Linked DNA regions of Mus musculus: regions 1 and 3 are each linked to region 2. A link is a loop called in an ENCODE intact Hi-C map of the cell type or tissue named here. Cell type or tissue: gastrocnemius. All regions are shown on one strand.

Region 1 (4,000 bases), 56 kb after region 2:
CACCTGTTGGAGGGAATATTTTCATATAGCCATTATTAAAAAAAAAAAAAGAGTATGGATGTTAGCAAAAATTAGAAACAGAACTACCACAGGATCCAGTAATTCCACTATTAGATATATATCCAAAGGAAACTAGCATGTTAAAAAGATGTTTACAATCTTGTTTACTATAGCACCATTCACAATAGCCCAGATATGTAATCAACTAAGTGTCCACCTAATGAAGAATGGATTTAAATTTTAAAAAGTTCCATTGTAACAGGAGAGTCAGTAGAAAAACAAGAGTGCAAAATTCAGGTAGGTGAGGAGATGTATTGGTAAGAGCTTGTGGAAGGTGTGTTTGAATTACTTCTTCCAACTAAGTGAAATGGAACCTAAGGTGATCCACTGTGAGGAAGTATCAAGGAATTTGAATTTTAAGAGCAGATACAGCCAGGTGGTGTGACCCCTGCCTTTAATCCCAGCACTTGGGAAGCAGAAGCAGAGGCATTCGAATCTCTGTCCTTTCAAGGACAGTCAGGACATAAAAGAAAAATCCTATCTCAGAAGGGGTCAGGGTTCAGAGAAATAGCTTATCACATAAAGGCTATAAGGTTTACAAACAAAATTTTAAGAGGAGAGGGGGAAAGGTTACAGAATGTTGGTTTTTTTTGTTTTTTGTTTTTGTCTTTAAGAAAACTCAAAGAATATAAAGCAACTTTGGATAGTAGCCCACTTTAAATTACTAACTAGTGGCCCAATTAAAACAACAAAAGATAGCATATTAATGAATATAGTCATCCAGGGCAAGGTTACTAGATGGCTGTTGTAAAGATGATAGTGTATCATGAGGTACAGTTAGGTAATTTTAAGGATGTAGAGAGGACCTGTAGTTTACAACATCAGATGTAAATCAGAATAAACACCGCCCCAATGTATTTTTTTACTCATAAGGAATTTTTAAGTCTTAAATTGCTTAACCTGTAAATTACCAACGGAGAAGTGGTACAGGATGCAGCTTTGTTGTTGGAATAGACAGAACACGGTAGCATGCTCCTAGGTTAAAGGTGTCAATAACGCGAAGATGTCAACTCCCCCCAAATTGTCCTCTTTTATCTTAATTAACATCTTAAAGGCGACAAAAACTCTGTCGCACTTGATGAGGAAATTCTAGACCTATACAGAAATATAAAGATCCAGAAATAGCAAAGGCTCATAGACTATATGCTAATCGTCAAACATAGAGCAGGCAGGTGGAGACGCGGGAACGTAACACGCAGGCCCTTCGTGAATTTCTCGCGTCACATACATACACATTCCAAGTCAAAAAGAATATTCTAAATGGGAGGCCACCTTATAAATTACAGTAATTTCAATATATAGTTTAGCTGATAGAAATCTACTTCATTCTTTTTAACAAAAAGTTCCTTCCAACCCCGCCCCTCGGCTTTTTCGGGAAAAAACAGGTAGGTTCTAGAACAGCATTGGCCCGAGAGGCCGAGAAGCGCGAGACCTCCAGTTCGTAAGGCGTAAGCGTCCGATCTAGGGGGTACCTGGGTCCCCCAAACCCGCGAGCTGCCATCCTCCTTGACAGAAAACTGGGGCCTTTGCCAGTCAGAGCCGGTTTCAACTCACTTCAGTCCTCCGGCCTCCTCAGCGCTCTCGTCAACACAGCCAAGCCGCGCTGTTTACGCGCGCTGCTCGCTGATTGGACCAGCTGCGCCCACCGCAGCCAATCAAAAAGCGCTTCCGGCAGCTGACGGACAAAAGCTGCGCCGCGGCTCGGGGAAACCTAGTTCACTCGGTCGTCGCGTCTCTTCTAACGCCTCGGACGACATGGCGACCGAGAGTGGGAGCGATTCGCAGCTGAGGAGGAGAAGGCGCCGAGACCCAGAGGGATCAGAAAAAACGGAACTGAGCGAGCGAGAACCGGCCCTGGCAGTGGCGGGGAGCGAAGAAAATGATGATGAGAATGAAGAGCGCTGGGTCGGGCCTTTACCGGTGGAGGCAACCCTTGCCAAGAAGAGGAAAGGTAGCAGCGGAGAGCCCGCGAGCAAGCTGGACGGCTACTCCGGCCGAGTGGGAGGGTTGATCTCAAGCACGCCCACGGGCGGGAGTGAGATTGTGGGTTTGTGCACTTAGAACGGACGATCTTCACTGCATTTCCTCCCTAAAGAGTGAATTGGTGTTAGTATGGCGTGTTAAAAAAAAAAAAAAAAAAAGGAACACCGTTGATTCCTGACTGTCAGAGATGATACAAACTAGTGCTTGTCTGTATTTCTGTGTTTGGATGCTTTTTTTGACCTCATAGCTGCTGTGTGAAGTTGGAATTCCTAATATTGATTGAGCAGGTGTGGGAAGGAGCTCTCAGAATCATAAACACTTAAGCTTTCAACCCTGACTCGTCTAGTAATGAATTTTCAAACTCAGGGGAAGTTGCTTAAGCTAGCTGGATATGAAGCCATACTCGAGACAATATAGTAAAGTTTTGCCACTAACGTGAATAATAACAAGATTTTATAATATTAAAGTTTGGTAAAGAGATAATATTTACTGTTTTAAAGACTGTTCTAGGAACTTTTTCATAAATGTCTTAGGGTTGTGTGTGTGTGTGTGTTCGTTCGCTCACGCGTTAATCTCAATTCTGACTGTGGAACTATTTAAAAATCTTTTATTTTCAGAACAAAGCCCAAACACCTTAACATGGATTATGAGGCAGTTTGTCTCTCTTTATTTCCCCAAGCAGGACTCCCAATTCTGTCCATTCTCAAAACCCTACCTTGTCCTTGAGCAAGGGCTCCTCTACGTTCCTGTCCAGATACTGTGAAGTGTCTCTATCTGGAGTCATTTCTCTCCTTTAACCATGCTAGCTTTTTAACAGGTCTAGGTTTTAGGTCAGTGCTTTTTGAACATTGGATAGTGACACCCTTTAGTTAGCTCCTTACTTTTTCTGCCCAATCCTGCTTTTGCCTTCGAGGCACTTACTACTTTTTGTAGTTGTGTGTTTACTCATGTGACTTCCTGAACACTACTAGCCTAATCATGTAAGAACAAGGATCTTGTACTTTCGGCTCCAACACTTCAATACAGTGTTTTGCATACAAGTTTAAATGAATATTTTATAACATTTGTGCTGTTATTATTTCACCTAAATATTACTACAAGAACTGCTTAGGTGGAAAGAATGGAAGGATAATTTAGGAAGGAAAACGAAACAAAATGAAAAAGAAAAACCAAACTTTGAAATGCTGACATAGGAAACAAGTGTCTTATGAACAATAGAGTTGGGACAGGAATAGGTATATCATGTGAAAAATCTTTTCCCTTAGCCAGATTTTTTTTTTAAGCCAACCAATGGAGTTTGAGTTTGAGGGAGGATGACAGGTGCTTAGTGATTTAAAATTTTTGGAAATGTAGGCAAGATTAGACTTTTGTGTGTATATGTTCACAATGATATATGGTTGTTTTATAGTACTTTGAGTTAAGCTATTTTTTAAACATTTATTATTATTATTACTATTATTTTATGTGTAAGGGTGTTTTGCAGGCATGTATACTATGTGGGTGTCAGGTATATTATGTGTTGGTGGGACCAGAGAGGTGGGAACGCTTATACTTAGTACAAGAGTGGAGGGCAGAGGACAATGTCACCTTGTAGAGTTGGTTCTCTACATCCACCTTTGTGTGGATTCCAAAGATTGAACTCAGGTTGCCAGAGGCAAGCATTGTTACTCGGAGCCATCTTGCCTGTCTTAAAATAAACTATTTCCTAAGGAAAATAATTATGTCTTTCTCTTCTTTCTGTGCATGTTCCCTTGAATATATTTAAATGAATTAGTGAACAACAAAAGCAATCTGGAATATAGGAAAATATTCACTACAGAAAATTCCAATAAACAACAGCATTAAAAAGATACTGGAGTACCACTTTTATGAAATAAGCAGCCCAGGATTGGTGTGACTCCAATGTTCCTAGGCACGTCCTGCCCTAAGATGACTGGTATATGGCCCTCATTTTCAT
Region 2 (4,000 bases):
ACAGTTTCTTGGAAAAAGGAAAGGCACGGGGTAGGGGGTGGGGGATGGGGTGGGTAGACTAATGTCACTGTTAGAATTTTTGGTGTCATTCTCTGACTTTTGTTTGTTTGTTTTATTTTAATTTCTGCAGTAAATATTTAAAAGTTATTCATAAATTTTGTCATGTAAGGAGTCAGATCAGTAGAGCAAAATTTCAAGACTTAAAGACATGAACAAAACGCCTGTGTGTTGAATATATACTTCAACAAGTGAAAATACCACCAAAAGAATAAAAAGGAAACGAAATTGAGACCTGCACATTTTCCATGTGATTATCGACTTCAGGTTATGTGGACCTATAAAAGGAAAAGGGGGTGGGGAGTATTGCATTATTTCCAGATGAGAGACTAGATGGTGTTTTAAACTGCACCAGGGAAAGCCACAAGTGAGGGGGCGGGGGGGGGGGGTGTTTTAGTTGTTTTTGTTTGTTTGTTTGTTTGTTTGTTTTTGCTTGTTTGTAGTAGATTGAAAGAAACTTCAATGATTGCTCAAAAGAAAATAAAGCCTAAGTCAGCCCCCTAAAAAGGTTGGGGGTGGGGGCCGCAGCGACAACACGGGAGCCCTGCTGAGATCTCAAGATAAACAAACAAAACATTTAGAACCGGTTCTTCTTGCTTTCCAATCCCACCTCCCCCTCCACATCAGCTGCCAGTTCAGCCTTTAAAGATAAAATACCACCCCGACATAGCACTTTCACTTTCATTTACCAGGAAAAAGCCCCTGGCATTAAACCATAGAGAAAAAATATGCCCACTGCACTTTCCAAGTCCTAAGCAAGCAAACAATGTCTGGCGAAAGTATCGGAAACAGGAAGAAAATCGAAAATAGCTCAGGACAAATATTGCCTTTCAGCTGTGTAATCTGCCGCATCATTTATCTGTCTGTATTGTGGAGTGCGGGGTTGGGAATTGTTTAAGGGTTGCCAAGGTTGGGGGAGGGGAAATTGAGCCTTGAAATTCCAGTCTTTAATTAACACCCAGTCAATTTCCTATGGTCAGAACCAGAAAATGAAATTGGACCTGAGGGATGTAAATAAGGAGGAGGCACGTTCTAAATACCAGTTCTTAAATTTCTAACTTCTGTTAACGTTGTTGTCCATTTGATATTTTTTCCCTTCCGTTCTGGAAAACCTTGAATGGCTTAAAAAGGCATAGGTGGGAACCTGGAAGGATACAATTACTTCAATGATTCTTAAAGGGTTGGAAGGCCATAACATTGGTCCAGGGGCTAGTAGCTCTCATCTTGACCTTGATCTTCACTATCTGGCTCAGTGCATAGCAAAAGTGGAAATGTGTTCTGTGGTTGGTACTGACAGTTTTAAATAAAGATTCATTGAGGTGTGTGTGTGTGTAATAGAGATTGCTAGACCTCATAACACACTAGTAAACACCAAAAAAATAAATGTGGCACAGAGCTACCTAGCTGTCTTTGCATAAAATCATCCATTAAGTAGATGAGACTCAACTTTCTTTAATGTTACAAACACTGGCTGAAGAAGGATATAGCCAGCACAGAAAAGCTAAGTAAAGGGGTCGCCACCAAGCACCTAGATGACCTAGGAGAAAAGCTTTTTTCTCTGTTAATTGGCCCTAGGAAGTAGCTGCATCCTAAAGCACGGTTTTTTCAGGGAGAAGTAGACTTTGGCTAATTACTTATTCAAAGAGTGCCATCCTGTGTCTAAACAGAGTAATGAAACTTTTCTAATTTTCCTTGCCTCTACCAAATGCTGAAAGTAACAGTAGTTATACAAAAAAAAGTCAAGTCCTCGGTGCTATGTTCTATCCAAAAGCATTTTATGATGTAAATGTTTCCCTTTTTATTATTTATATTTTTAAGTAATAAATGATACATATTTATAGTATGTAAACCGACAGCCATATATACATGGTGGAATGGCTAAAAAGAGCCACTTAAGGTTAAGGTTTGGTTCTGTGATAGAATGTTTGCCTAATATATAAAGCTCTGGATTTGTTCCTCAGGACAGCAAAAATAACAAAATTTAAAAGGCAAATCAAGATATTTATGTATTAATGTACATACTTAAGTTTCTTTATTGCTAAAACACTACAAACTATTCACTTAGGAATTTTCAAGTATATAATACATTATTATTATTATAACCAGGTCTCTTGAACTTATTAATTCTAACTGAAACTTTGCATATTTTGGCCACAGTTTCTTCAACCCTCATGCCCCGAAATCTCTTTAATGTGTAGGTCCTACCTCATTTCTCGTTCCTGTTCTAATGTCTTGTCATCTTTTAAAAAAGATTTACTTTTAATCACGTGTCTGCACATGGATATATATACTTGAGTGCAAGTCCTCAAAGAGGCCAACCTGTTGGGACGCCCTGGAACTGCAGATGCAGGTGGCTGTGAGCTTCTCAGATGAGTGCTGGGGTCCAAACTCAGCTTCTCTGCAAGAGAAGGATGTGCACTTAGCTACGAGCCAGCTCCCCAGCCCCTTGCTACTGCAGTATTAATATTCCGCACTTCTGTTAGCATGTAAATATTTTACAACAACTACTTCCTACTGTTTTAATCGCAATGAATGAGGGCTGGAGATGTGACTCATTAGTAGGACACTAAACCAACATGTATGAAGCAGTGGATTGAATCCTGAACACTAAAAGAAAGGGGAAAATCAATTTTGAATGAATTTCAGTTACAGTAGAAATTCTTCAAAAAAATATTATAATAACCAGTATTTCTTTCAAAAGTTTTCCTTCCAGCCTTTTCTTTCTTTCTTCATTTCATTAAAAGATCCTCTAGCTACACTCTCAAAAAATAAAACTTTTCAAGTGGTCTTTAAAAATATAATAAACTTAAGTGAACAAAACACATTCAGGAAACCAATGGGAGAATAATAGAAATTACATAAGGGGGCTGGCAAATGGCTCAGAGGTGGAGCACTTATCTAGCATGTAAGTTTGATCCTATCACTAAAAGAGGGGGGGGGGATATAAGTATAAGTATAAGTATATGTATATATGTATTTTTTAAAAAGGAGTAAAGAGACAAAAGTCTGAGAGATACTTTAAATTTCTTAATATATATAAGTTAAAATTAAAATTTTAGGCTAAAGGATAAGGTATTTCATAAAATTAAACTGTAGGTATATTCAGCAAATGTGATTAAAAACTCTGATACAAGCGGGCGTGATGGCGCACTCCTTTAATCCCAGCACTCGGGAGACAGAGGCAGGCAGATTTCTGAGTTCGGCTACACAGAGAAACCCTGTCTCGAAAAAAAATAAAAAAATAAAAAATAAAAACTCTGATGCTATGCTTGTAAAATTGAAGAGGGGGATTATCAAGATAACATATTATTAATTCTTCCTCTGAGACATTAAAGCAAAATTCAATATTTTAAAATTCAATTTGAAATCCAGCTTGTTGATTCATACCTACAAACCTAGTAGTCAGGAGAATAGAGCAGAAATATTGCCATAAATTGGAAGAATGCCTGGACAACATAGAGCAACACTGTCTCAAAAAATAAAATAAAAGCTGGAGAACATGATATAGTTGGTGACATGGATAAATCCCCAACATACATGAAGCAGGTGTGGTGGTACATGTCTATAATAGCAGCACTTGGAAAGCAGAGGCAGGAAGATCAGGAGTGCAAAGTCAGCCTGGGTAATACAGTGAGTCTGTGGCAAGCCTAGGCTAGAGACCCTGCCTAAAAATAAATTAATTAAAATTAAAAACCAACTCTATACTTTCTGTTTTTAAAATGTGTGTGTGAGTAGACATAGGCATGCTATATTACACATGTAGAGGCTAGAGGACAACCTCTGGTACTGTAACTTTCCTTCCACCTTCCTTGAGGCAGTATCTTTTCTCTACTGTATTCACCAGGCTAGCAAGCAAGCTTCCAGGGATTCTCCTATCTCTTCCTCCCATCTTGCCTTAAATATGCTGGTTAGAGATATGGACGACTACATACATCCATCTTAA
Region 3 (4,000 bases), 500 kb before region 2:
TGAATTTTCTATAAGAACTAATTAAGGCATAGTTTTAATGCACTTCTCATAAGTGACTAAAAATGGTTTGCTTCATATGAAAAAACATTGCATTTTTCAATATTGTGTTCATCCTTACCATAAAGGGTTGTCTTTCAAAAATTGTCATTTGTGTGTGGTCATGCTGTGCAGACGTGACATGAGTGGATAGTGTAGGCATATGACCTTGACCATAAGGATGCTGGGAGCACTGAGATGTTAGTAGGTGAGGAATGAATTGATTATAGTTAATAAGGAGACTGATTGATAGGTGGTAATCTGTGGCAGCTTAAAAAAAAAAAACTGATGAAAGTTCTAATTAAGAAAGCAATTCCTAGGCTGGAGAGATGACTAAGCGGTTAAGAGCACTGACTACTCTCCCAAAGGTCCTGAGTTCAATTCCTAGCAACTACCTGGTGGCTCACAACCATCTGTAATAGGATCTGATGCTCTCTTCTGGTGTGTCTGAAGACAGCTACAATGTACTCATATAAATAAAATAAATAAATCTTAAAAAAAAAAGCAATTCCTATTGGTCATGGTTTGTAGAAGCTATAGTCAAAGAGCAGAGTGCTAACCAATTTGGTTTGTACTGATTTCATCATAGAGTCTACGTTACCTCCCCAAAAGCTTAGTCAGCACACAACATCATACTGGGGTGTGGACATGCAGCATCGCACAGTGGAAGGCCACTCACACTTGGTGAGGAGAGAGAAGACTGATGGACATTTGTCATTGTCTGAGCATGGGAGGTGGTGGCTGCCTTAACAGGTTCTGTCACTCCTAAAGGGAGCCTTCCATAAGGGTGAAGTGTGAATCCAGAGCACGTCCCTTCTGTCACTGGAAACTTAGTGCGTTACAAGTTTACTTTTGACACATTGTAACATACATTAAATTCTAAACTATTATGTTTATGAGTACTTTGTACATTCGCAGTATTAGGGGAAAACCCCTTTTTTAAAAGTACTTGTAAGCCTGCTAAGGAAAGTGAATTTAGGACAATTAATTCTCTAAAAGTGGTTATAGATTTTAGTAAGGATGTCACATGGTAGAAGGAAAAAACTGATGCCCGTAAGTTGTCTTCTGACTTCTGTATTTTAGAGGTCCTTTTAAATAAGTACATTTTAAATAGATATGTTTATTTTTAAGTTTCGAGTGAATATAAACATTGTGGATATTAATTGATTTTTGTCTTTTAAGTAAAGTAATTGGTAAATATTCTTAGAAAATATGAAGCAAACATTTATTTCTAACCACTTCTGTATTCACTCAAAGGTTTATTGTCCATATCCTTCACTCCTCTCTCAGAAGAGGGTCTATGACTAAATAAGCTAACCAGAATTTTATAGGCTCATAGAAAGCATAAACTCTCATTTCTTCTCATGTGTACCCACGGCTGGATAAAAGTTTAAAATGTCTATTTCCTCTCCTGTCAACCCACGGCTGTGGATTATCTCTGGAAATTTAGCCTAAAGCTTAATGTAATGAGTTGTGTTCACCTGTAGGTGGCACTCAGAGGCTACAATTTAGTCATGCTTCCTATTTCTAGCATCTGTGTACTGATTCAAAATAAACACTAATGTCAGATGGAACAAGTAGACTAGTCAAATATCATTTGTTATGATGGTTGCAGTCACTAGGAAATTACTGCCTTTTATTGTGTAATTTCTGCTATGCAGTAATAGTACCAAGTAGTAAGACACAAATATTAAAGTTGAGGAATTAAACTTTAAATTATGGAAAATATAAACATATTAACATAAAGTCAAAAGTGATACCTTCATAACTCCTGAAGGTTGGATAGAAAATAAGCTGTCACTAAATTCAGTCCCTTTCATATTCCTTGGTTGAGTTTATAATGTTTGACTAGGATGTCTCATAGAAATTTGAATTATTTCCCCTGTAGGAATTCTAGACCTCTCACAAAAACATTCTAAGTCTCAGACTTACAGATTGTGTGAGTCTTATCATATATGTTCTACTTTTGATTGATAATCACACGTAGGAAGTGTAAGTTTTACATGGTACATAAATTTTGTTTTATTAGCAATTTTTTAAAAAGTAGCCTGGTAATTACATTTCAAAAAAAATAAAGATAACACATTTTTAAAATGACAGTATAATTTGTTTTTGTTTTTGTTTTTGTTTTTGTTTTGTTTTGTTTTGTTTTGTTTTGAGACAGGGTTTCTCTGTGTAGCCCTGGCTGTCCTGGAGCTCACTTTGTAGACCGGGCTTGCCTCGAACTCAGAAATCCACCTGCCTCTGCTTCCCGAGTGCTGGGATTAAAGGCTTGCGTCACCACCGCCCAGCTGACAGTATAATTTTTAAAGCATAGTAAAATTTAAAAATTTAAAAGCTCAACTCACATGTGCAGTTTGGCCCCCAAAGTGTGGCCTCCAAATGTCTCCCCCATGTCATCAAGACCTTAGAGGCCGAGATGGAGCTGAGCAGTCGGAGGTGCTGCCTCCTTTACACCGGTGCTGTGGACTGAAGCAGGCAGTAAAAAGAGGGAAAGAGACAAATGCATAGCTTAAATTCTCAATAATTAGTCTACATATAAGACTTGCAATTATTTCTTTGGTCTGAAGTAATAGAGGTCTAAATGTGTTTCCAGCAAACATTTTAGTTGGACAGAAGATAATAAGGTCTAACTCAGTCCTGCTTTTAATACTATCTGCATGCTTTTACTTGAACTCGATGCTGGGTTTTTATGTGTATTTCATAAGTAGCCATTCTATTCTTAACTTTAATTTCAAATATTTGTTCCTCTTACCTCTAGCCACTATGTAAGAGCTATTATGAAACATAAAGATACAGGAGAAGTGCTTTCTATCTGCAGATGTCTAATTGGTGTTGTTTGGATGCATCGCCAAAGTGCAGCAGTATTGAGAGATGGGTTCTTAAAGGAGTGATTGTTAGGGCTTGAGGACCTTGGTGCGATTACTCAAGGGTGGGTTAGGTATCTTGGCAGTGGATACGGATAAAAGAGTTTGCCTGCCTGGTCCTCCCTCACACACTCATGCACATACATCAAGCAAGAAGCTCTTGCGTCTTCTGTCAGTCACCTGACACACACGAAAGGCCCTCACCAGCTACATGCTGCTTCACCTTGGACTTCTCACACTTAAGAACTGACTGTCCAGCTTCAAATATTCTGTTCTTAGCAAACACAAATTGTGAAAGATTAAGAATTGTAGAAAGTAAATATGACGCATTCACATGTGTGCGAAGTGTCATAGGCAGTAAGTGATGTGTATTTTACACAAAAAAATCAAATATCAACTTAGGAAAAGCAAAAGAGGGCCAGAGGTGTGGTCCATGCCTGCAGCCCTGCATTCAAGAGGGCGAGGTTGGAAACTTATGAGTTTGAGGTAGCCTGGGCTACATAGTGACAAATACTATGGTTTTATACATGTCATCTTCATTCTAGTAAGATGAGGCATCTTCTGGAGCCACTATTTAAACACTAGCACTTGTGCATCAAGCTCAGCTCTTCAGATTAATGCTGCTGGTCTCCCCAAGCTGACTAGATGGGTTGTTTTACTGTCTTTATCTGTTATGGTGAAAATTCTGGCATAGTATTGGTTGTAATGTAAACCATATCATACTTTAATATTTCTGGCAAGTTTCCTTTTATTCTGTTTGGGTCTTTATTGCAAGAATTTTGGATATTCCCAATAAAACTGTTCCTTGAGCTGTTTGAAATAATATACTACTTTAAAAAGTGCCAGGTCAGTTCACTGAGAACTGGTTAGTCCATGCAAGGGGTCACCTTCAAACCACACTCTACGCCTTATACCGAACCCAAGCAAATGCTGCAGAAATGTGACAACTCTACTGTCTTTACCATTACTTTCCATATGACAGACAGGAAGCTGTGAAATGCACATTGTGGGAAGAGTGTCCTGTCAAAACAGACAAGAGGCATTTGCATGTCTTTAGAGTATGTTTATTCATATTACCCATGAGAGTTGCAGTCTAT

The links. A loop is a pair of places that touch in the nucleus more often than their neighbours do. Peaks named below come from ENCODE experiments on the same cell type or tissue, not always from the same donor. Only the 100,000 strongest peaks of a DNase experiment are listed, where the experiment ranks them.
Region 1: a loop joins it to region 2, with 2.8 times the contacts of the local background. A loop is called at or near these places in 3 of 42 quality-filtered maps.
Region 3: a loop joins it to region 2, with 7 times the contacts of the local background. A loop is called at or near these places in 35 of 42 quality-filtered maps.

Annotation. Positions count from the first base shown.
Region 1 is chr13:104,226,617-104,230,616 of GRCm38, reverse strand. It overlaps Ppwd1 (peptidylprolyl isomerase domain and WD repeat containing 1), which reads left to right and starts at 1,773. Exons shown (of 11, transcript NM_172807.4): 1 at 1,773-2,011. The coding sequence starts at 1,816. It overlaps Cenpk (centromere protein K), which reads right to left and starts at 1,651. Exons shown (of 10, transcript NM_001377093.1): 1 at 1,615-1,651. In gastrocnemius, no CTCF peak of the experiment used is centred here; a DNase peak (open chromatin) is centred at 1,726; H3K4me3 peaks cover 2,236 bases; H3K27ac peaks cover 1,217 bases.
Region 2 is chr13:104,282,803-104,286,802 of GRCm38, reverse strand. It overlaps a transcript of Adamts6 not described here. Among named protein-coding and RNA genes, the nearest start is that of Adamts6, 3.0 kb to the left of the region's middle. In gastrocnemius, a CTCF peak has its summit at 1,712 (motif pointing left); DNase peaks (open chromatin) are centred at 607, 953 and 1,500; H3K4me3 peaks cover 1,711 bases; H3K27ac peaks cover 1,713 bases.
Region 3 is chr13:104,787,404-104,791,403 of GRCm38, reverse strand. The region is part of intron 10 of Cwc27 (CWC27 spliceosome-associated protein); the gene reads left to right. Among named protein-coding and RNA genes, the nearest start is that of Cwc27, 28 kb to the left of the region's middle. In gastrocnemius, a CTCF peak has its summit at 1,512 (motif pointing right); a DNase peak (open chromatin) is centred at 1,524.